2 separate regions of the Mus musculus genome follow, and region 2 is linked to region 1. Evidence: chromatin loops called from intact Hi-C (ENCODE). Cell type or tissue: gastrocnemius. All regions are shown on one strand. Each heading gives the region's core, and the rest is flanking DNA. Links, peaks and the distances in the headings are about the cores only. Region 1 holds the start of Ibtk (inhibitor of Bruton agammaglobulinemia tyrosine kinase). Region 2 holds the start of Ube2cbp (ubiquitin-conjugating enzyme E2C binding protein).

Region 1 (12,608 bases), core at 2,569-10,568:
CTTCCTTCCTTCCTTCCTTCCTTCCTTCCTTCCTTCCTTCCTTCCTTCCTTCTCTCTTCTCTTCTCTTCTCTTCTCTTCTCTTCTCTTCTCTTCTCTTCTCTTCTCTTCTCTTCTCTTCTCTTCTCTCCTCCTCCTCCTTTCCTCTCCTCTCCTCTCCTCTCCTCTCCTCTCCTCTCCTCTCCTCTCCTCTCCTCTCCTCTCCTCTCCTCTCCTCTCCTCCCCTCTCTTCCCTTTTTGAGATAGAGTTTCTTTGTGTAGCCTGGCTGTCCTAGAATTAGCTCCGTAAACAAGGTTGGCTTCACACTCAGAGAAGTTGCCTCCTGAGTGCTGGAATTAAAGGTGTGCACCATCACTGCTAAGCTGATCTTTCAGTTTTCCTGAAATTTAAATTTCAAAATTCCACCCCCAAACAATTCTTTGGGTGTTAATAACTCAATAACTTCCCCCTTTACATTTCTGACTTATTAATTTAGGTCTTCAGTTCTTTTTCTATTTTAACTGTGGTTAGCTTTTTTAAAATCTTATTTATGTTTTGCAAGTGAACTTTGGCTGAGCTTCATAGTCATCCTTCCTTTCTTTCTTTCTTTCTTTCTTTCTTTCTTTCTTTCTTTCTTTCTTTCTTTCTTTCTTTCTTTCTTTCTGTCTGTCTTCCTTTCTTCCTTCCTTCCTTCCTTCCTTCCTTCCTTCCTTCCTTTCTTTCTTTCTTTCTTTCTTTCTTTCTTTCTTTCTTTCTTTCTTTCTTTCTTTCTTTTTTTTTTGGTGTTTTTGAGACAGGGTTTCTCTGTATAGCCCTGGCTGTCCTGGAACTCACTTTGTAGACCAGGCTGGCCTCGAACTCAGAAATCCGCCTGCCTCTGCCTCCCAAGTGCTGGGATTAAAGGCGTGCGCCACCACGCCCTGCGTCATAGTCATTCTTTGAAGCTCCATTTTACCAATATGTGCCTTGGTCTAGTATTTCTTCCCATCTACCACCTTTGACCTTGCCTTGCCTCCTTTGTTTTTCTTGAGTACATCAATGGGTGATGATTTGACATATCTTTGTAGGGCTTTTTGTTGTTTGTTTGTTTATTGTAAACACTTGTAGCTATAAACATTCCCCCTTAGAACTCCTTTAGATGTGTCTGGAATAGTTTGGAAAGTTGTGGTTGTTTTCACGAGTTATTTTAATGAGAGTGGCTTCATTAGGCTCATATGTTTGAATACTTAGTCCCTTGTTGGTGGACCTGTTTCAGATAAATTGGCCTTGATGGAATAGGTGTGTCCCTCCAGGCTGGACATTGAGTTCCCAGTGTTTCTCTTTACACCCTGCTTGCAGAGCAAGAAGGAAGTTGTCAGCTATTCAGGCTGCCCTGCTTTTGTTCTTCCACCACTGTCTCTAACTATCTGAAACCACAAGTCCCAGATTAAACTCACTTTTATAAGATGCCTTGGTTCTGGTAGTCTATCACCACCACTGAAAAGTAACTACAGCAATTCTGTATTCATTTTCATTTGATCTCAGAATGTTCACCATCCCCACACACCCCAGGTTCTTTAGAAGACCCACTAGCTGTTCAAAAGGGCATTGCTCAGTCTCTGATCTTTGAATAGCTTCTCTGCTATGGTTTCTATTTTTAATTTCACTATGATCTGATAGAATACCAAAAACAAATAAACAAACAAAACAAACAAACCAGCCTTCCCCCCCTAACCCAAAAGCCACCCTTCCTATTATGTTGTGTTCATTAAGAGCTGACTTATGGGTGACAGTGTGGCCTGTTTAAGAAGAGATTCCATGAGCTGCCAAGATAAATGTGTATCCCGCATCTTTTGGATGAAGTATTCTGTGTACGTTTGTTGAGCCCATTTGATCGATAATGTAAGTTAAGTCTGAGATCCCTTTGCTGAGCTTTCAGTTTGGGTGCCCTGTCTAGAGATGAAAGCAAGGGAAGGGAGTCATCCACTGTTATTGTGTCAGGACCTGCCAGGCCTTTTATGTTCATGAGAATGCGTTTTATGATATTTGGAACTCCAATGTTTGGGACATAGGTACTCCAATGATTATTTCTTCTTTAATATCATTTTATTTTTTAAGCTTTCTTTCAGATTTTTATACAAGAGTACTGTGTTTCTACAGAACACTTTCTCCTTCCTACTCCTCCCATGTCTCTCCCTACTCCCTCTCAAACTCTTGTTCTTCCTATTATTGATATATACATGTGTGTGTGTGTGTGTGTGTGTGTGTGTGTGTGCATGTGTGTGTGACTTGTTAGGACTGACCACTGGACTCATTTCTGGAGAAGAGTGGTAATTCTTCCCTCAGTAGTCACTAAGTATTATAATTCTTCGTCTAGTGGTAGAATCTTGTGAGAACTGTCCTGACCATGTGACATGTAAACTGGTATTATCGCTGTGCAGGTCTTCTTTAAATGAGTATGTTGTTAACATTTCATGGTGTGGTGGTTTGAATGAAAAATGGCCCCATAGGGAGTGGCACTATTAGGGGGTATGGCCTTACTGTCTCTTCACAGCAATAGAAACCCTAACACATTGTATATAACAGTTGTTAAGGTGTAACTCCTTGTTATATGTAGAAGACACTATTTTGTAGCATTTCCCTGATTCTCTGGTTCTTACAGTCTTTCCTCTCCCTTTCCCACGATGTTCCCTGAGCCTCAAGAGTAGGAGCTATGTTTGGATGTATTAGTTGGGTATGAGCACACATAGTTGTTCTCTGAATTTTGACTACATGTGAATCTCTGTGATGGTCTCCATATGCTGCAAAACAAGATTTCCTTGGTGAGGGGTAAAAGCTACATCTAACTGCGTGTATACAGATGAGTGTTTAGACCTTGATGAGTTGTACTTTTTATTAATGCATAGTGACCTTTAAAAATATCTAATTTTCTTAATTTTACTCTATCATGTATCAGCACTGCTACACCAGCTGACTTTAACTTACACTCACTTGATACCTTGATTTCCATCCTTTGACTCAGATTCTCTGGGTGGGCTTACCAGTGAGTTATGTTTTGTTGTTGTTGTTGTTTGGTTGGTTTGGTTTTTTGTTTTTGTTTTTTTGAGACAGGGTTTCTCTTTGTAGCCCTGGTTGTCCTGGAACTCACTCTGTAGACCAGGCTGACCTCGAACTCAGAAATCTGCCTGCCTCTGCCTCCCAAGTTCTGGAATTAAAGGCATGTGTCACCACTGCCCGGCTTATATTTCTTAGAGACAGCAAATAGTTGAAATTAGTTTTTTATTATTATTTTAAATTCTGTCAGCTAGTCTGCATCTTTTTGTTGATGAGTTAGGTCATTTACATTGGAATTTATCATAGAGAGACATTTACTGAATCCTATAACTTTCTTATGGGGTTGTCTGGTTAATGCCTTGATAATTTCTCTGCCCCTCCCCTGCCATCTCTCTACACTATTTACATCAGAAATGTGATGGTTATGATGTTGGACATGCTATATTCCCTCTGACTCTTCATTAAGTCACTCCTCTCCTGTTTTATTTTGTGTTTGAGTCCATCTTCTTACTCTATGAATAGTACTTCCTTAAGTAGCCTTTGCAGATTGGTGATCAAGAGCCATGTTCGTCCGTGTTTGTCTGATACATCCTTACTTCTCTACCAATTTAAAGAGAGCTTTCCTGAATGTAACAGTTTTGGTCCACAGTTTTCCCTTCCAGGTCTTGGAATCTATGTTTCCTTTTCCTGAGTATCAGGACTGCTCATTAGGTAGCAGATGTGATTCTCCTGTGCTTGCCCTTGTAGGTGATTTAGAGTTTATCTCTTAACTGCTGTTAATATTGTTTCTTTTCTTTACGTTTTCAACATGAATGACTATAACATGTCATGAAGGAGTTCTACTCTGGGCATATCTATTCACGGCTATAACGAACTCTTGTGTTTGGGAGTCCATTACTTTCTTAAGAATTGGGAGAATCTGCGCTATAATTCCAGTGAGTAAATTTTCTAGATTCTTAATTTTTCTATCAGTTCCTTCTGTCAATAGAGTCTTAGAATTGGTTTCTTGATTATGTTTCAGAGCCCTTGAATGTTGTGTTCATGCTTATTTATTTTTGTTTTATTGATGCTTGAATGTAGTATATCCTCTACCCTGTCCTTCATCTCTGATTTCTTTCTTCTGCTCCGTTAAGTCTACTGGTGAGAATTATTCTTCAAAAGTTCTTTTTGTTTTTTGATCTAAGTTTCTTTCTCATCCTTTTTCCTGACATTCCCCCCCTCTGTGCTCATTACTTTTTTCTTTATGCCCTAGATTGAATCCATCTGCTTGTTTGCATCCTCTTTAAGCTAGATTTTACTAGTAAACCTTAAAAACCTTCAGCTGACACTGTACCTATTTCAGTGTCTTTGGATTCAATAATCATGGAATTACAGTTTCACAGGATGTTCTTAGAGAGTTATGTTGCTGTGCCTTTTCATGTTTCTTATGGTTTGTGTGTGTGTGTTAAAGTTTTACATCTCTTCAGTGGAATATCTCTCAATGCATTTTAGCTGTATCTGAGTATTTTCACATTAAGAATCCTTTCCCAGAGAAAGTACCACTCAGAGAGGAAACAATGAACTATTGTAACAGCAACAACATCAAACTGTGCAATATAAGAATACACCAAAGCCAATTAAGTCTCGGTATATCACCAAAGATGCAAAACAGAAAATGGCAAAACTAATGTGGAGTCTGGCATGAGATAAACAGTCACTTATGGTTAATATTGTAATAGATAAAGGAGTCAAGGTCTTAGCAAACTGGAGCAGAAGCAAAGTTAAGTCAAAGGAAAAAGAAGAGGAGTGGAGAAGACTGTTATGGAAGGAAAGAAAAATGAAGAAGCAGTTAGCAAGAAAGGGAAAAGAACTCCTCAATAACGAGAAGGCTCAAAAATAAATTAGATAAACATAAGGGAAATAAAAAAGAAGACATAAGCTTCTTTACAACTAATAAGATAAAATCCAAAATATTACTAAAAGTACACTAGGAAGGAACACAGAAACAAGTAGGAAAAGAAAAAGATTGCCCAGAATTGAAACAAAATGCATAAAAGTTTTAGAAAAGGTGTGAAGGGGAAAAAAACCTTAAATATAATAACCACCAATATTGCTAAACCTGCATAAAAGGGGAGAGCAGAAGCAATGGGAGAAGAGGAAACGAAAAGGATGAGGAGGTGAAGCCGGGTCCTTCTGTCTCAGCAGCGATCACGCAGACCATTTACCCTCTGGTGTTATGTGCTTCATTCTCACCTTGGGGTAAAAGCTGCACAGTTTGCTTTCATTCTACAGTAAAAGATTAAATCTTTATTAGCTCGGAATGTTTTAACTTATGTGGCCACCTAACACTACTGCATTTATGATATCAGTTGGTGCCACCAACTAGATTCCTTTTAAGCCCAACAGTGTATAAAAATATAAAACTCAGGCTGTTCGTGTCATAGATAATAAATAACGTTATGTCAGAGTCTCAGTTTGGTCAGCACCGCGGCAACTGTGGCTGATAAGTTTTACTTTGTAAGCAGCTTTCTAATATTCTCTTTCTGATCCTTGTTGAAGCAGGACCAGTTTCGTCCCCCATCTCCAACGGCAAAGACATTCATTCCTTGGCATGATGCTGGTCTTTCTTTTTCTGCTTCACCTAGTTATTTTCTACTTCTTCCCTAGTTTGTCATTTTTTTTGGGGGGGGGGGTCAGATGAAACCTCTTATTTTCTTTCACAGATTCGTTAAAGTTGCAATTAATTTTTGTGTATATGATTATGGCCGTATGGACATTTTGTACCCCCAATGCTTACAAGCGTTTGAGACATGGCAACTTCTAGGTGGTGTTACTGTGTGCTTGGCACTCTGCTAAGTGCTGCGGGCGTCTATCAACACATTTTCACTACAGCAACATGTATTCCATTCCCACTTTGCAGATGAGGAAATTAAGGCTTCAGAAAACCTAAATGACTTACCCAATACAAAGAAGAGACAGATAAAAGATGTGAACTCAGGGCAACACATTTATTTACATCACTAGCTTCCAGATCACTGAGCGTCTTTGTTCATGAGTGTGTACACAGCTTCCTTCCAAGTCACTGTTTATACATTACAGAATGGGTCAGAGTAGGAAGTAAGAAAGCAAATTAAGTCCTTGCACTGGGAGGAGAGCTGGGGAGCTAGGTCTGTTTCCATCTCTCCTTCAGTTTGATCTAGCAACTTACTTTCCTACAAAGTCTACAAAACAGGCAATTGGGCTGAAGCAGTCTAAGAGGGTATTGAGTTTAACTCCGTTTAATAGATGATGGTGTCAGTGGCTCATACAGCAACACAAACAGGGCCGAGGTTCAAACAACTCTGGGCTCCAAGTGCTGTTTTTCTCTGAGTCATGCTACTCCTCCCTGAACACATGTTTACTAAGGCGCCTCTGTATCAGACTTCAGCAGGAGTATGTTTTCCGTTCTGGACTGATTATTGGCACACAATTTGCAACCTTTAAAATGGCTTGTAGATTTAAGAGTTCAGGGAGGAAAACCTATTGTAAGCCTGGCGTCAGGCAGACAGATGTGACCCAAGTCAGCAGCTGGTCGCACAGTGGCGATCTGAAAAATCTATGGCGCCTTCTGACAAAAAGAGAGTGACACTCAGACAATCCGGGCACAACAGGCGGGGCACAGAGCAGCAGGGCCCAGTCTTGGGGAGAGGACACCTCTGGTTTTCCAGTTATCCCACTACGAGTGATCCGGGAAGCAACTTTTCTAAGATGCCCACGTTTCTACGGAGTGGTGCTTGGGCATCCAGCCAGTTCCTTGTTTCCTCCATCCCAGCCTTAACCTCCTTTCCGAGTGTCGACCTGCGGGGAGACAGATCTCCTAGGGTGACATCTGGCACCAAGAGGGGCAGTACTGGTTCTGAGTGTAGGGCGGCAGCCAGTGTCGACCGCACCAAGGCCGGCAGGGGTCATGCTCCTTTGGGATACTAGGGAAAGGCCACAGCTGAGGTACTGCCACGCTAGGCCTTGTGGGCAGGCCCCGACCAATCACTGTGGGGCATACACGAACTCCGGCCAATCAGCGCCCGTCTTATTCCCGAGTCCCGCCCGCTCTAGCTCAGGTTTCCCCGAACCCGGTCCCGGCGCCGACAGTCGCGGCTGTCGCTTTCCGTGCAGCCGTCCCCGGAGCTGACTCGGGCGTCCCGGCTCCTGGCTCCCTTCGTTGTCCCCGGTAGCTTTCACTAAGGATGAGTCCCTGCGCGGCCGCGCGCCTGCCCCGCGGAGACCGCCGGCGCACCTTCATCTAGCGACTGGTGAGGGCGACGGCGAAGGCGTCCTGCCAGCCCGGCAGGGGAGCGGGGCCCGGGGAGGGAACTCGCGGAGGGGGCGGCTGCCGAGCTTCGCGCCGCGTGGCACGGGCGGGTGGCCTGGCAGCGCAGCCCCGCCGCCCCTGCCAGCTAATGAATGGCCTTGTCCCGCCAAGTGCTACGTCGCCAAGCTGCCCGACACGCCCTCCAGCGACGATGCTTTTCTGGTTCCGAGGGTTGACTGGTGTCACCTCCCTTGGATCCCTTCCTAGAGGCTCCCATGTCCCCTAAACCCTTGGTGGAGTTTACAAAGTTTGAGTTCCCGCGGGCCTTGCTGAGTTTGCAGAAGCAGGTCTTGCTCTGAGCATTCGCTGCTGGGTGGAAGTGGACTGGGGTCTGTTCTGCAGAGACAGGATAGAGGGGCCTTTTGTTCGTAGCTATCAGGTTGCAAAGGCATTTTGGATCCGAGGGGAAATGGCCAACCCTGATTTAAGCCGTCTTTAACTCTGTTATCTAACACAGTCATAAAACATGAGTCGTGTTAGTCAGAGGGGATATTTTTCAAGGAGGAGAAGTTGAGTAGCACCTGTTTCCTTTATCTCGAAGTAGGTAACATTTGAAGTAGTTCCCCCCCCCCCCCCATAGTTAGTGTGGTTACCTCCATATGCAAATTACCAAACGTTTTGTGTGTGTGTGTGTGTGTGTGTGTGTGTGTGTGTGTTTTTCGTCATCAGTTCCTCACTTCTCAGTGGAGTTACTTTCATTTGTTTTTATTGATTTGGAGACCTGCTTCACCGTACCTGAGGACAGAACTATTTTCTAAAACGTGTTTTCTAAAAAAGTTTTTGCAAAACTTGAGTCACATCGCAGCTTTACAGTTTTTCAATTGGATATGTTAATCTTCGGTTTTTTTTTTTCTTTTTAGTAAATCTTGTTTGAAGGGCTTTCTGTGTGCCAATTTTTTTTTTCTGTGTGCCAATTTTTGTGTGATGATTTCATTACATTTTAAACGTTCAAGATGCTTGTGGATTATAAAATTCTAGACTGAATGAGTATGCCCAAACTTCTTTCTTTCTTTCTTCCTTTTTTTTTAAAAAATATTTATTTATTTATTTATTTATTTTACGCATATGAGTACACTGTAGCTGTACAGTTGGGAATTGAATTTTTAGGACCTCTGCTTGCTCTAGTCGGCTCTGCTCGCTCTGTTCAACTTCGCTCACTCAGTCCCTGACTGCTCCAGCCCAAAGATTTTATTTATTATTATACATAAGTACACTGCACCTGACTTCAGATGCACGAGAAGAGGGTGTCAGATCTCATTAAGGGTGGTTGTGAGCCACCATGTGGTTGCTGGGATTTGAATTCAGAAGAGCAGTCAGTGCTCTTACCAGCTGAGCCATCTCTCCAGCCCTTAATCTCACTTTTTACAAATGAAAATATTGAAGCTTTGAGAAAATTCAGAGGTTTGCTCAGGGTCCTTAGGGAAGCTACGTACTTGGGTCATGGTACTGAGCAGTAGCTGAGAGCTCACACCTGATCCGAAAGAGAGACAAACAGAGACTGAGACTGACCAGGCCTGGTTTGAGCATTTGAAACTTCAAAGCTCACCTCCAGTGACACACCTCATCTATCAAGGTCACAGCAACACACAGCCATACCTCCCAGTCTTTCCCAAACAGTTGAACTAACTGGGGGCCAAGCATTCAAGCATAGGAACCTTTGGAGTCCATTGTCATTCATACCACTGTAAACACGCATGCCCATCTGGAACTTTTTTTAAAAAATAATGTGATTTTAAAAAAGATTTATTTATTTAATGTATGTGAGTACACTATCTGTCTTCAGACACAAGAAGAGGGCATCAGATCCCATTACAGATGGTTGTGAGCCACCATGTGGTTGCTGGGAATTGAACTCAGGAACTCTGAAAGACCAGTCAGTGTTCTTAACCACTGAGCCATCTCTCCAGCTAGCCCATCTGAAATTCTACCTGGGCTTTGAAATATATATATATTTCAAATATATTTCAAATATATATATTTCAAATATATATATATATATTGTTTGTTTGAAAATTGCATGTACTGTGTTTCATTAAACCCACTCCACATTTCTTCCCCTCTAATTTCTTTCCTGTCCTTTCTACCAGTATTTCCTCCTACTTTAAATGTGTTCTCTTTTTTTAAAAAAACACTTAGACCATTTAATGTGACCAATGTGTACTTGGGTGTAGGGCTATCTGCTGGATTGTGGGTAGCCTCTCAAAAGCCACACCCCTGATGAAAACTAACTTTCTCCCATTAACCATCAATTGTCAGTAGTTTTTCTGCTAGGGAAGTGACTTCCTGACCACCTCCCTGTCTGTCCTATGCTAGGATTTTGTCTGGCTTTATCTTATTCAGATCTTATGCATGCAATCAGAGTGGCTGTGAATTCATATGCCCAAGCACCCTGCTGTGTTAAGAAGAACACTGTTTTGCTGTAGACTACCTTTGGCTCTTAAATTATTTTATCTCTTCTTTCACACTAATCTCTGGAACCTGGGAAGGATAGGGTATGATACAGATGCCCTGTTTTTTTTTTTTTTTTTTTTTAATAGTTTTTTTTTTTAAGATTTATTCATTTATTTATTTATTTATTATATGTAAGTACACTGTAGCTGTCTTCAGATGCACCAGAAGAGGGCATCAGACCTCATTACAGATGGTTGTGAGCCACCATGTGGTTGCTGGGATTTGAACTTCGGACCTTCGGAAGAGCAGTCGGGTGCTCTTACCCACTGAGCCATCTCACCAGCCCAGATGCCCTGTTTAGTGGTGGGTTCTCCACAGTATCTTATTCTGCATGCTGACAAGTCGTGGGTCTCTGTGTTAATCACCATCCAATGTCTAGGGCTGAGAGATGCACTTATCTATGGAAATTATCAAATCCTTAGAAATCAGTTAAATGCTGTGCGCATTTAACAGAATAATAGTAGATTCTCAGATAGGGCCTGTGACCTTCCCAACCATGGGCTCTTGGTCCTCATAGTGGTGCTAGATGTGAGTTTTGTTTTATGGAGCAAGCCTGAAGTCCAGTCAGAAAGTGTTTTCTCTGACATTTGTGCAACTGTTATTTGTGTAACCTTGTCAGACTGTTGTTGTAATTCACAAAGTTCACAGTTGAGTAAGACTGTTGATTATTGTTTTGTTGTTGTTGTTGTTTTCGAAAGGGGATTCAAATATTTTAGGGGAGTAGGTGATCAGATTTGTTTTAAAAACAGAGTTACATTCTTACTACAGATGATTATAAGGCCCTTGAACTCAGTGTTGACTGGCTAAATCCTGGGTGGGACAATAGTTGGGGTTGAACCATTGCCAGTTATACTTAGCTCAGTTTTCTTCAACACTTCACATCTGTCATGTATTCTATTTATAACTTATTTGTTCCTTGGTTTAGACTTCTGTGTAGTTTCTTTTTTTACTGCTGTGTTAAGACATGATGACCGACACAACTTGTAAAAGAGTTTATTTGGGGCTGGGGTTTCAAAATGTTAGAGTCCATCACCACAGTAGAGCTAAAGTATGGTGGCAACAAGGAGACAGCAAGAGCAGAGGGAATGGCTAGTCTTGAAACTTGAAAGCTGGCCTCCAGACACATGTTTTATTCAAGGCCATACATCATTATCTTTCCCAGAATAGTCCCCAACGGCTGGGGACCAAGTATTCAAAACTATGACCCTATGGAGACATTCTCATTCGAACTAGTATAGGTTGCTGTTTCTGATTTTCAAAGTATTTAGCCCCGTTCTACCTTTTTTTTTTCTTACCCCATCACCAACGCCAGAAGTCTTGCATTATTACCTTATCCTGACACTGTAAGAGTCTGAACATAAATGTGAATTGTCCACTGCAGCACAAAAGGCTGTCTAATAACATCTAACCCATCCTGATGGGAAAGAGCAAGAATGGTGTGGCTTTTAGAGCTTGGAACAGCAAAGTGAATGATTTGTTAAACGCCAAGACTGTTTATTCTTTTCTTTCAGGTTCAAGTTAATGATTTGAAGTGGGTGGGGTTTTGTTTGTTTGGTTTTTTGTTTGTTTGTTTGTTTGTTTGCTTTTTTAAAAAATTTTTATTTTTTTATTTTTGCTTGTTTGCTTTTGTGGGTCTGTGTTCAGTTAAAGGTTGCAGGTTTTCAGAAACAGGCCTAGAGTTAGAAAGAGTTAAAAACCAAGTAGTTCATTGCTTCATTGATCTCATTTCTAAAAGGCGAATCATAATAGTATCAAAAAGTTAGTTAGATGCTAACCTCTGACGTATTGTGATTTCAAGTGGAAAAAACCATATTTGGACTCTTTTATATTATATTATCTAATATATATGTGTGTGTACTAAACTTTCTCCTGTATACACAGTGCCTATCTCTGAAGAGTCTTATAATTGCTTTTGTTTGTTTGTTTCCAGAGATCAGATAGTAAGGGAAGGTTTACACACTACATATCAGGGAGGGTTTTCCTTCTTTTGACTTCAGTGAGTTATATTGAGTCTCATCATCATTTTATACTTTGAGATTTCAGTTCATACTTTTTGAACACATCGATTATAAACCCTTTTATGTTTTCATAGCTCATTTTTTATCTTTGTCTCTGAGTTGTTCTAATACCCTTAGTTCAGTTATTTTCCCTGTAACAAGGGACCTTTCAGGTGAGAAGGCTCATTGCCTATGATGCGGTAATAGATGAAGCGTTGATTGTTTGGGTAATGGCTAAGGTGCAGTTGTAGTTGGTGGACATTTGGAAGAGGGTTCTCCTGAAGACAACAAATTTGAATATGTTTATAGCTTCTGAGGACAGAGCATATAGAATGTAAAAATACAGGAAATAATGAATGAAGATATGAAGAGTCTGGAAGAAAAGAGGCCTAGATGAAAAGTTGATGTGTGTGTGTGTGTGTGTGTGTGTGTGTGGTGTTTGTTTCTGTTTTTTTTTTTTTTTCTTTTTTAAATGAATTAAGGGCATTTAGATGTGGGATTCCTTATATTGTCAAGTACTACAAGTTAGATTTGTAACTTTCCTTTTACTTTGTCTCCCTGCAGGTCACCCTCGCAATTATGGCTATTTGAAAGGCTCAGACAGTGTGGAGGGGGAGTTCCCCTCCTCACTCCCCCTTGGTGCTTGACTCCAGGAATAATTTATAAACTGGGATTATTTTTTAAATGAAGAACTTGTATTTGATATGAACTTTATAGAATTATTTATAAATTTTTGATTTAAGTGCCAAAAGATTATACAGAGATATATAGTTTTATATAATTGTTGTGACTACTTAAATTATAACCCCCAAAGGGCCATCT
Region 2 (12,608 bases), core at 2,128-10,127, 720 kb before region 1:
GTAAGCGGTAAGCTCTTTGCCCCTGAACACAAAACAACTTCTGGCTCAAAATCTAGATACATGTTTATAAATTTTCACAGCCACCTGAGACACAAAAATGTCCATGTGAAACAACAGAGGATCTATTTTCTTGCCAGTTCCTATGAATGAATGTCCTTCCAAAAGACAGGAGCAAACTTATTATACTAGAGGAAAAGGGGTAAAAATGACGGAAGCATTTCTCACTAAACAGAGGAAAATGAAATATGAGAAACTGGCCACATAAACTGGAGTGGTTAAGAGGGGAGTCGAGGGGGAGCGAGCTGTGAGCTGAGCCCATCACCTTATTCACTCTCTTAGACGCCTCCCCTCAGGAAGTGCCTTCTGAAAGCGTGTATGAAAGTTATTTTTAAAAAGTGTGTATTTTATCCCTCTAGATCACTTGCTTAACAGAAGGACCTTGCTTCTAGGATTTAGGTTTTCTTCCTTCTGGAAGGTTTAGTTTAAAGATGACTTATCATATTAAAAATGCAGTTCAAGCTCTTTATTATAAACGTGATCCTGTAGCACTAAGACGGTTCTGAAAATACAGTTGTTTATCAGTGTTTGCTCATTTTGGGGTTTTGTTTTGTTTCCAGACAGTTTCTCTATGTAATAGCCCTGGCTGTCTTGGAACACATTTTGTAGACCAGGCTGGCCTCCAACTCACAGATCTGCCTGCCTCTGCCTCCCAAGTACTGGGAGGATTAAAGGTGTTCACCACCATGGCCCAGTTTTTGAATTGTATTTTAAAAGCATGCTTTAACATTTTGAATTTTCAATAAAGTCATCCCCCAAGTTCCTCACAAATAAGACTTCAAAAGAAGTTCCAAGTTTTTGGTTCACTAAATACTTATGGAACCCAACTTCGGTCCGCCAACCGCCAGACAGATGACTTCATGGCCTGGGAGGGTAAGAGTGAGTTAGGTTGAGGAAGGTATCTCTCTGCTCATTCTCTTCCAATCCTTCCAACTACCAAGAACAAAGTCTTATTTTGGTGCCAGGATGGCATCAAGAATGACACTGAAATTCTGGCAATTCCTCCTTTTAAACAAAGAACGTTCAGTCTGAAGGCTTATACAGGGAACATGCATTTCTAGCTAGAAGCTTTCAGCAGGACTACTTTATTTTTTACCTATGTCTGCCTTCTGTTTATAACAAGAACTATCAACTGTTAACTAAAGTGTATTTCAAATCTTTTTGCAAAAATATAATTATAATACATAAATGTATTATATAGGAAACTATTTGTATATATGGCCAAAGGGAAACATATTTTTAATGCTGCATTAAATCATCTATTTGATCAAGACATTATATAGGAAACTATTTGTATATATGGCCAAAGGGAAACATATTTTTAATGCTGCATTAAATCATCTATTTGATCAAGACATTTGTGATGTTCATGTATTCATCTATTTAGCCATCATGAAGGATGAAAGATTTTTTTTTTAAGTACAGGCAAGCAGAAGAGGAAATAACTGAAAATGAAGTCATTCATGAATGAGGTGTTATACAGGTAGGGCTTGAAAGACAGAATTCAGACAAGCATAAAAGAAGAGAACTCTAAACAAGGGAAACAGAACAATAGATCTCTGACTGGTAGCATGTTGGCTACATGGGTTGTAGAATTGTTAAATTTATAGTATCATTACTAATATTACTGCATAGAATTTTTCCTTAAGAAATTTGATAGTATCTTTGATCTGTAAATGTAAAGTCTCTGATGTACAAGGCTTATTTGGCTTATAAAAGAGGTAATAACACCAAGGAAAGAGAGAAATCACAGTTTAGAAACATGTGAATCAAAACAGTATTTTCCTACAATAAACTGCCAATAAAAACTTTTAGCTACTAAACAAAATATTAGCTTTACATATCTACTAAACAGTTTTATTTCAGAGGTCAAATTTACCGTATTTAAAGCTTATCTATTAGAATTAAATATTTTAAGCATGGTATGGTGGTGCACACAGTGCTCTAGAGGAATAGGCAGTCAGATCTCTGAGTTCAAGGTCATCCTGGATTATGGAATGAGTTTCAGGACAGCCAGGACTATACAGAGAAGTCCTGTTTTGAAAAAACAAATACAATTAAATATTCTAATCCCAACTCCCTCAAACTAAGGTGTTCATTAGTAGCACTTATTCAAAGTAATAAAGGAGACAGAATATCTTCAAGATTGAAGAATATTAGTGATAACTTCCAAAAGGCTTGGTCCCAAGCTACTGCTGCCATTTGCAGGGAGTGAGGACGAGTGGGTGTGCGTTTGGGAACTTCAAGGAGTGAAGCTAAGAGAAAGTAGGTTGGACTTGAGGAAGGGTATGGCAGGGATGGGCTGAATCTTGCCAAATTCCCCTCTCTCTTGGCCACCATGAGGTAAATAGCTTCTGCCATGCCATTTTACCTGACCAGAGGCTGAGAAGCAAGAGAGCAAAAGACAGGGACAGCAACTGCAAACCAAAAGTATTTTCTCCCTCAGTTATTTTCTGAAGGTGACAAAAAGCCCAGCATAATACTTATCAGAATTTAGCCAAGGGATTTAATTTTCAACATTTAGATATTGTTTCCAAACAGTCAGAAATAATAGTATCAGACTTTTTTGACCTATAGTAATTTTCAGTTATCCCAGATTTTAAAATCATTAAGCACTGAATACATTTTATATCACTTTCATATTTCATTCTTTTGAGATACCTAACTAGAAGGAGAAATCAGTATAGTGAAAGGAAGACCACTCTCAACACGGCTTTATTTGTTGGAACTTTAAAGGGCCTTTCTACAAACATTCAGTAATAACCACAAAAATCAAACCAAAACATGAAGAAAAGCATCAAGCGGCTGGAAAAAAAGATACTTTTGTTATAAATGAAAGAAAGAACTAGGACCAATAGTGATACATGCATCCTTAATAGTAACTTTTTTTATACTGAGGATCCTTAAACGTCTTTTGTTATACCAATGAGGTCTCACTACATACATCTTCATGCCCCAGAGACCTTAGACAGCAACAAGGGGCCAATTCGTGGCTTTTTCCGCTTGGAAGCAGACATACCTCTAGTACAGTAATTCTGAAATTGGTATCATGTGTTATTTTATTCTAGGAGACTTTAACAGTACTGCAATGAAACCCAGGGCCTCAGGCATGCTTGGTAAGCATTCTACCATATACTTGCATTAGAAACTGGGCTCTCAGCTGGGCGTGGTGGCGCATGTTTTTAGTCCCAGCACTCGGGAGGCAGAGGCAGGTGGATTTCAGAGTTTGAGGTCAGCCTGGTCTACAAAGTGAGTTCCAGGACAGCCAGAGCTATACAGAGAAGCCCTGTCTCGAGGAAAACAAAAAACAAAAACAAACAAACAAACAAAAAACAAAAAGGAAAGGAAAGGAAAGGAAAGGAAAGAAACAAACTGGGCTCTCTGGTTAGTTAAATTTGGGAAATGTTATTTAAACCTTCCTTTGGAAATTATATGCATGCAAGCATAGCATGAAGTCTTTGAGGAGCTGCCTTCACAAGCAAACCAAAGTTAAACTTGGGGGAAGGAGGTGTGGCTTGGTGGTAGAGTGTTTGCCTTGTATTGGAAATACCTCAGGTTTGATCTCCAAACAAACAAAAGTTAAGGTTGGTTAAATCTAGTGTGTTGCCACATGATTTGACATGGAACACTGTTTAAGGGAAGTAAACTATTGCTTTAGTACAGTCTTGATGGGAAATAGCAATTTTGAAAATCATGAGCTCTTCAAATCCCTGAGGCTGTTCATGTGCCAGGCCCAAGGTTTCATTCCTTCCCAGCACCCCAAGAAAAAAAGTTTACAGTGGGAGCACAGGCTTGTGGTAGAATCTAACTAAGCATGCACAAGGAATCGCAGTACCACTAAAACAAAACAACAAAACTAGACACCAGAATACAGACAGTAACTGAGGGGTAGAGAGATCATACCCAGTTAGCAGCAAAAACAGAGCTTTGAACCTTAGCCCTCAAGCCCCAGGCTACAGTTGTTTCTACTATTGGAATTACAAAGTAGGGCTCTTCACAACAGATGGGAAAGCAATTAAATTTAACCTTTGGGTCATGGTGTCACATTTTTGGTCTATGTTTCCTTCAGTTTTAAAAATTCTTTATTAAAAATTGGGTCCCCAAAAGGGGGTTGCTTTTAGCAGTTCTGAGGAATGACAAAGTTTAATTAGAAGTAACCATTACAACAAGGAATTCAGACTACCTGGGCTATAATTTCTGTCAGCTCAACGAACCAAGGGATTGATAATCCTGTGACTTACTTAGCACATAGCCTAGCACATAGCGACGCCATGCTAATACGAATACAACTAACCTCAAAGTGGCAAGACCTTAACACCTACATATGGGGCTATCATCTCCAGAATGAAAAGTTTTGACCCTATAGTTGCGAGCTACTAAATGAGGTTGACTCCTGTATTTTTCCGATCAAAAAAAAAAAAAAAAAAAAAAGAGAAGAAAAAAAAATGTGTTTGTTGACTACAATCTCTAAATCTGAGTTTTCTTCAACTCCACAGAACTCCGAGATAATATAAGAATTAACAAGACACAATTTGCTTGGGGAGGAGAAAGTACAGTTGCGTGCTATTCCCTCCTCAACAGGATGAGGGTGAGGTTAAGTACAGCGATGGGGCAACTTTCAAAGCCTTGGAAATCAAAGGTGAGGACTGTTAACAACTTCCGTGTGCTAGCTCGGCTTCCTCTTGGTGAACTTGGCTCTGCTTCCCAACCCTCTGCACCGGCACATCGGCGGGCCTCGGTGTCGCCTCGATCCTAAAAGGGACCCACCGGGCTGGCGAGGCAACGGGGTGCCGGGAAGCCTCCAACAAAGGCGCCGGGCACCCGCGCCCAGGTGACACCACCCCTCAGCCCCGTGCCGGCTCTGCCCGCCGAAGGCCACGGGCGGACAGGCCCCGGGTCCCACCGCTCGCCCCGGGCAGGTCAGGGCCCGTTTCCCTCCACCCAGAGGCGGGCTCAGGTGGGGGCCGGGCGGTGACACCCCGACGCCACCACCGCAGGCCAAGCCCGGAGACGCTCGCCCGAACCGTGCCGCGTCTCGCCGCGCGACCGCGCCGGGGGCGGGGACGCTGTTACCTGCCGCGGGCTCTGCTGCTCCCCGCTGGCGCCGCTCTCTTGGCAACCGCGGCAGCCGCACGAAGGCCGCCAGCCCAGGGCCTAGTGACAGCTACCAGCGTGCACCGCGCGCGCCCACGCCGGCGTCGACGTCGGCGGCCTCCGTCCCCGCCCCCGTCCCCGTCCGCTGCTCGGCGGCCACGGCTAGCCGGCGCCACAGCGCCCTCGTGCGGGCGACCGGAGAGACGGCGGAGGGAAGGCGGGAAAGGTGTGAGCAAGGAGCCAGCGAACCATCATTTTGATGGAATGGGGGAATTGAAAACAGTTTTGAAGTATTATTTAAGTACGATCATCTGGATCCACCAGCACTTTATGCGCGTCATTTCAGGCACAGTTTGTGTGAAACCGAGAGCCAGTTTAGCACTTTTTTTTGTATCTAGCCGTCTTTCAAACGCGTATTCGAAAGGGTTGTTGTCTTTACAAGTGTTTTTGCGTGTTCTAGTTTTAAACCATATATGAGGAGCACGCTAATCTGAGGACGCTGTGTATTTTGCTAGGTGTCAATATTAAGTATTGCCAAAATTTAAGTAATATTCTGTGTTAAAAGTATAAGAGAACAATTGTCCTTCAAATAAATGAGTTGCCACCAAATAGTAGTTACCTTTGCTTTTTTTCAAAAATTATTTACTTATATTTTATATGGGAGTGCCACAGGTATGTGTGTGCATGCATGGAGCCCAGAAAAAGAGGTCAGATGCTCTGAAGTTGCAAGCAATTATGAGTGCTATAAACCTAGCTTCCCAGTCCTGTGAAACAGCAACCAAGTGCTCTTAACCACAAAGCCAACCCTCCATCCCAAAGCTTTTACTTTTTAAAGCTATTATTCCCTCTTATGATCTCAAATTGTTGGAATGAAACAGGAATTTATATAGCAACATGATAAACTTTAAAACACCTCAAAGGTTGATATTAGAAAAGTTATCTGAAATCACATTTTCAGTATACTTAAGACCAGTTTTTGTTTTGAGACAGTCTTGCCACATAGCTCTAGACGGCCCTGTACTCACATAGCCCAAACTGACCTTGAACTTTCAGCAATCCTGCCTCAGTCTCCTAAATGCTGGGGTTGCAGATATACGCCATCCTCTTTGGATTAAACCTATTTAGAAATGCTTCCAGTTTGTTCAATGTCAGATAATTATAACTATGAAATTATGAAATGGAACATCAATAAACAGGATTTCAGTCCTGGCTAGTTTTATGTCAACTTGACACAAGATAGAGTCTTCTGAAAGGAGGGAACCTCAATTGAGAAAATGCTTCCATAAGACCTAACTGTAACTCGTTTTTTAAAATAGTGATTGACCTAGGAGGGCCTAGCCTATGTTGGGTGGTGCTATCCCTGCCTGGGTCGGTGATCCTCGGTTCTATGGGGAAGCAGGTTCAGTGAAACCATGGGAGCAAGCCAGTAAACTCACCCTCCCATAGCTTCTGCATCAGCTCCCCCTCTCGGTTTCTGCCCTGTTTGGGTTCCTGTCCTGACATCCCTCAATGATGAACAGTGGTATAGAAGTGTAAGCTGAACACATGCTTTCCTCCCCAAATGCCTTTGGTACTGTTGCTTCATCACAGCAAAAGCAACCTTAACTAAGACAATCCCCATTATACAAGCTATGTTTTAAATAACAGCTTTCCATTCTTAAAAGGTGTCCAACTGAAATCCTATGGCCTGATATATTTGTTTATACCACACTAGATCTTTTACTGCATCAAACTTTCGAAATGTATCTTGTAGGAGCAATTAAGTTATGACTTCTTTTATTTCTGCAGTATAGTGGGAATGTATATCAGAAATTACTCATTTCCTTTTAGCTTCTCAAAAGTTACATGAATGGTCAGTCAAGATACAAGTCCACCAGTCTTTTAGTGGTTACACTGGTTTTTGCAACTGTTTCAGTCTTGGAAGTACCATATCTAGCGCGAAATGTAATGGCCAATCAATTGTGGATATTTTTGGATACATCATACGGAAGCTAATAAACTGTTCTAGTTCAAATAAAGGAGACTCCGATAAAGTGGGCTTTGGGGCTCTGGACCTATGGGAAGTACCACCTGTACAGCTTCTGCTCCATTATCTACCTCATCCTACTCAACTATCCAGAGAAGAGCTTCCCCTGGCCCAAACTGAGCTTTCTGTTCATTTCAGGGAAAGAAATGCTCGTAGTCATAGTCAAGCCCATCCAACATCCTTCCAGTGGAGGTCAGCTCTGCTCTCTGGGTCGCACCTGTCCTACTAGAGCGGCCACTGGGGCAAGGTCGGCGCCTCGGCAGTGCGCTCTCTTCCCGGTAGGTGGCGCTCTAGCCGACAGACGGCCGCCGCCGGATCCCTTCGCGCTACCTTGGCCTGGGAGCCAGCCGCCTGCTACGGCCGCACGTGCTCCCACCCTGTCCGGGTTCTAGTAACTGTGGGCTCGGTCCCGCGTGGGTCCCTGAGTCGGCCATGGCGGTGGCTGCGGCGGAAACGCGCGTGTTCCTGGAAGTGCGGAGACGGCTGCAGAGTGCGCTGCTAATCCTGGGGTAAGGGAGGGAGCACCGGTGCGCGGGACCGCGTGCATGGGCCAGGCGCGCGGCCCGGAGCCTGGTGCGCGTGTGCGTGGCACAGGAGCGCGGATGCGCGGGACCGAGGGAGCGAGCGCGCCGGGCAGTAGGCGCGTGCGCGGGACAATGTGCGCGTGCGCGGGGCGAGATGGGTTGCCCTGGCGAGCATTTTAGCCGCTGAACCATCTCCCCAGCCTGTCTGCGAACTTTAAATTTCATATTTACTACACAAACAAGAAACTTTTAGGGGGTAAAATGCTCCTTTTTGCTAATGGTCAGCAATTTTAATGGTTTGTGATCTCTTCGTGGGTTTTGCCTAGTTCTTAGTGACAAATGTATCAAATAGATGTGAAAATGTACTACAGAGCAGCACAGTTGTATTTTTTTTTTTCCTTAGCTTCGCCTTTTTTCCTAAAATCTGACAAGTAGCTAAAGTGGCAGTTTTGCATGCGGCCTGAGGACTGAACTCAAATCCTACCTTTCTCACATGGGCAGAATTACCTGGATTTCTTCAGTTTTAAGATTGGGATTGAGTCTAGGCTCAGTACAATTCATTTGTGTAGCTTGTACAGATCTTGAATACTCCCCAGTATGGGGATGAAGGGTGGGGAGGAGTGAGATCAATATCCACAATTTCTGTCCACTGTGTTTGGTAATTAAGAATACACACATTACCAAATACAGCTGCCTAATCCCTCGTACCAAACAAACTCTGTGAGAAACCTACTTTGCTAGACTGCCTGTTTGTCTCTCTGATCTTTTGACTGTTGACTTCTAACACAGCTCAGTCCCTTATCCTACTAAGAGAACCATGGTCTGGTCCCATTCAACCAATCTACACAATATCCCTGTTTCTCGAACTGTGTTGACATGTGTATTAGTCAGGGTCCTCTAGAGTAACTGAATTGATTGAATGAATCTGTCTATAAATAGAAAGAGGATTTATTAGAACGACTTAACAGCTTGCAGTCCAGCCAGTCCAACAGTGGCTATGAATGAATGTTGAGTCCAAAAATCCAGTGTTTGCTCAGTCCGTGAGGCTGTGTGTCTCAGCTGGTCTTCAGTGCACTTCCTAATGACAGTGAGAGGGAGGGCAAGCAAGCAAAGAGCTTCTTTCTTCCATGTCCTCTTCCCACAGAAGTTGTGGCTTATATTTGAGGTGGCTCTTCCCAGCTCAAAAGATCCGGATAAAGGAATGTCTTCCTACCTCAAAGGTAGGAAGTGAGTCTTCCTACTTCCAATTAAGTAAAAAAATCCCTCACCATGTGCCCTCCATGTTGGGGTTTTAATTAATTCCCGACGTATGTCAAGCTGACATAGCCAACTGATGTTTTGAAATTGATGTTTCAATCTGCCTTTCCCAACATGTTTTTGTTGTTTTGTTTTGTAAGACAGGGCCTAATAATGTATTCATGGCTGGTGTGGTTTACTATGTAACCAGTCTGACCTTGAACTCATAGATCTGCCTGCTTGCCTGTGCTTTCACAGGGCTGGGAACATCCAACAAGGCTTTGAGATTCATATTTCATCTCTGTGGTAGCTTAAATGAGTATTTCTTTCCCGTTTCTTTTTTTCTTCTTCTAAATTTACAAATCTTTTCTTTTTTTTTTTCTTTTTTTCTTTTTTTTTTAATTAGGTATTTTCCTCATTTACATTTTCAATGCTATCCCAAAGGTCCCCCATACCCACCTCCCCAATCCCCTACACACCCACTCCCCCTTTTTGGCCCTGGCGTTCCCCTGTACTGGGGCATATAAAGTTTGCAAGTCCAATAGGCCTCTCTTTGCAGTGATGGCCGACTAGGCCATCTTTTGATACATATGCAGCTAAAGACAAGAGCTCCCGGGTACTGGTTAGTTCATATTGTTGTTCCACCTATAGGGTTGCAGTTCCCTTTAGCTCCTTGGGTAATTTCTCTAGCTCCTCCATTAGGGGCCGTGTGACCCATCCAATAGCTGACTGTGATCATCCACTTCTGTGTTTGCTAGGCCCCGGCATAGTCTCACAAGAGACAGCTATATCTGGGTCCTTTCAGTGAAATCTTGCTAGTGTATGCAATGGTGTCAGCATTTGGAAGCTGATTATGGGATGGATCCCTGCATATGGCAATCACTAGATGGTCCATCCTTTCGTCACAGCTCCAAATTTTGTCTCTGTAACTCCTTCTATGGGTATTTTGTTCCCATTTCTAAGAAAGGGTAAAGTGTCCACACTTTGGTCTTCGTTCTTCTTGAATTTCATGCGTTTGGCAAGTTGTATCTTATATCTTGGGAATCCTAAGTTTCTGGGCTAATATCCACTTATCAGTGAGTACATATTGTGCAAGTTCCTTTGTGATTGGGTTACTTCACTCAGGATGATACCCTCCAGGTCCATCCATTTGCCTAGGAATTTCATAAATTCATTTTTTTAATAGCTGAGTAGTATTCCATTGTGTAAATGTACCACATTTTCTGTATCCATTCCTCTGTTGAGGGGCATCTGGGTTCTTTCCAGCTCCTGGCTATTATAAACAAGGCTGCTATGAACATAGTGGAGCATGTGTTCTTCTTACCGGTCGGGACATCTTCTGGATATATGCCCAGGAGAGGTATTGCGGGATCCTCCGGTAGTACTATGTCCAATTTTCTGAGGAACCGCCAGACTGATTTCCAGAGTGGTTGTACAAGCTTGCAATCCCACCAACAATGGAGGAGTGTTCCCCTTTCTCCACATCCTCACCAGCATCTGCTGTCACCTGAGTTTTTGATCTTTGCCATTCTGACTGGAGTGAAGTGGAATCTCAGTGTTGTTTTGATTTGCATTTCCCTGATGATTAAGGATGTTGAACATTTTTTCAGGTGCTTCTCTGCCATTCAGTATTCCTCACGTGAGAATTCTTTGTTCAGCTCTGGGCCCCATTTTTTAATGGGGTTATTTGATTTTCTGGAGTCCACCTTCTTGAGTTCTTTATATATATTGGATATTAGTCCCCTATCCGATTTGGGATAGGTAAAGATCCTTTCCCAATCTGTTGGTGGCCTTTTTGTCTTATTGACGGTGTCTTTTGCTTTGCAGAAGCTTTGCAATTTTATGAGGTCCCATTTATCGATTCTTGATCTTACAGCACAAGCCATTGCTGTTCTATTCAGGAATTTTTCCCCTGTACCCAAATCTTCGAGGGTGTTCCCTACTTTCTCCTCTATAAGTTTCAGTGTTTCTGGTTTTATGTGGAGTTCCTTAATCCACTTAGATTTGACCTTAGTACAAGGAGATAGAAATGGATCAATTTGCATTCTTCTACATGATAACCGCCAGTTGTGCCAGCACCATTTGTTGAAAATGCTGTCTTTTTTCCACTGGATGGTTTTAGCTCCCTTGTCAAAGATCAAGTGACCATAGGTGTGTGGGTTCATCTCTGGGTCTTCAATTCTGTTCCATTGGTCTACTTGTCTGTCACTATACCAGTACCATGCAGTTTTGATCACAATTGCTCTGTAGTACAGTTTTAGGTCCGGCATGGTGATTCCACCAGAGGTTCTTTTATCCTTGAGAAGAGTTTTTGCTATCCTCGGTTTTTTGTTATTCCAGATGAATCTGCCGATTGCCCTTTCTAATTCGTTGAAGAATTGAGTTGGAATTTTGATGGGGATTGCATTGAATCTGTAGATTGCTTTTGGCAAGATAGCCATTTTTACAATGTTGATCCTGCCAATCCATGAGCATGGGAGATCTTTCCATCTTCTGAGATCTTCTTTAATTTCTTTCTTCAGAAACTTGAAGTTTTTATTATACAGATCTTTCTCTTCCTTAGTTAGAGTCACGCCAAGATATTTTATATTATTTGTGACTATTGAGAAGGGTGTTGTTTCCCTAATTTCTTTCTCAGCCTATTTATTCTTTGTGTAGAGAAAGGCCATTGACTTGTTTGTGTTAATTTTATATCCAGCTACTTCACCGAAGCTGTTTATCAGGTTTAGGAGTTCTCTGGTGGAATTTTTAGGGTCACTTATATATACTATCATATCATCTGCAAAAAGTGATATTTTGACTTCTTCCTTTCCAATTTGTATCCGCTTGATCTCCTTTTGTTGTCTAATTGCTCTGGCTAGGACTTCAAGTACAATGTTGAATAGGTAGGGCGAGAGTGGACAGCCTTGTCTAGTCCCTGATTTTAGTGGGATTGCTTCCAGCTTCTCACCATTTACTTTGATGTTGGCTATTGGTTTGCTGTAGATTGCTTTTATCATTTTTAGGTATGGGCCTTGAATTCCTGATCTTTCCAAGACTTTTATCATGAATGGGTGTTGGATTTTGTCAAATGCTTTCTCAGCATCTAACGAGATGATCATGTGGTTTTTGTCTTTGAGTTTGTTTATATACTGGATTACATTGATGGATTTCCGTATATTAAACCATCCCTGCATCCCTGGGATGAAACCTACTTGGTCAGGATGGATGATTGTTTTGATGTGTTCTTGGATTCGGTTAGCAAGAACTTTATTGAGGATTTTTGCATCGATATTCATAAGGGAAATTGGTCTGAAGTTCTCTATCTTTGTTGGGTCTTTTTGTGGTTTAGGTATCAGAGTAATTGTGGCTTCATAGAATGAGTTGGGTAGAGTACCTTCTGTTTCTATTTTGTGGAATAGTTTGTGAAGAACTGGAATTAGGTCTTCTTTGAAGGTCTGATAGAACTCTGCACTAAACCCATCTGGTCCTGGGCTTTTTTTGGCTGGGAGACTATTAATAACTGCTTCTATTTCTTTAGGGGATATGGGACTGTTTAGATGGTCAACTTGATCCTGATTCAACTTTGGTACCTGGTATCTGTCCAGAAATTTGTCCATTTTGTCCAGGTTTTCCAGTTTTGTTGAGTATAGCCTTTTGTAGAAGGATCTGATGGTGTTTTGGATTTCTTC

Evidence for each region. Hi-C counts contacts between places; a loop is a spot of excess contacts. Peaks named below come from ENCODE experiments on the same cell type or tissue, not always from the same donor. Only the 100,000 strongest peaks of a DNase experiment are listed, where the experiment ranks them.
Region 2: a loop joins it to region 1, with 3 times the contacts of the local background. A loop is called at or near these places in 4 of 42 quality-filtered maps.

What each region holds. Positions count from the first base shown.
Region 1 is chr9:85,743,802-85,756,409 of GRCm38, reverse strand. Ibtk (inhibitor of Bruton agammaglobulinemia tyrosine kinase) reads left to right here and starts at 7,076. Exons shown (of 29, transcript NM_001081282.2): 1 at 7,076-7,279; 2 at 12,351-12,608. In gastrocnemius, for the core only: CTCF peaks have their summits at 6,940 and 7,481; DNase peaks (open chromatin) are centred at 7,038 and 7,404; H3K4me3 peaks cover 2,767 bases; H3K27ac peaks cover 3,303 bases.
Region 2 is chr9:86,459,819-86,472,426 of GRCm38, reverse strand. Ube2cbp (ubiquitin-conjugating enzyme E2C binding protein) reads left to right here and starts at 7,511. Exons shown (of 10, transcript NM_027394.2): 1 at 7,511-7,686. The coding sequence starts at 7,610. It overlaps Dop1a (DOP1 leucine zipper like protein A), which reads right to left and starts at 5,273. Exons shown (of 39, transcript NM_177208.3): 1 at 5,131-5,273. In gastrocnemius, for the core only: a CTCF peak has its summit at 5,351; DNase peaks (open chromatin) are centred at 5,261, 7,504 and 7,753; H3K4me3 peaks cover 2,632 bases; H3K27ac peaks cover 2,554 bases.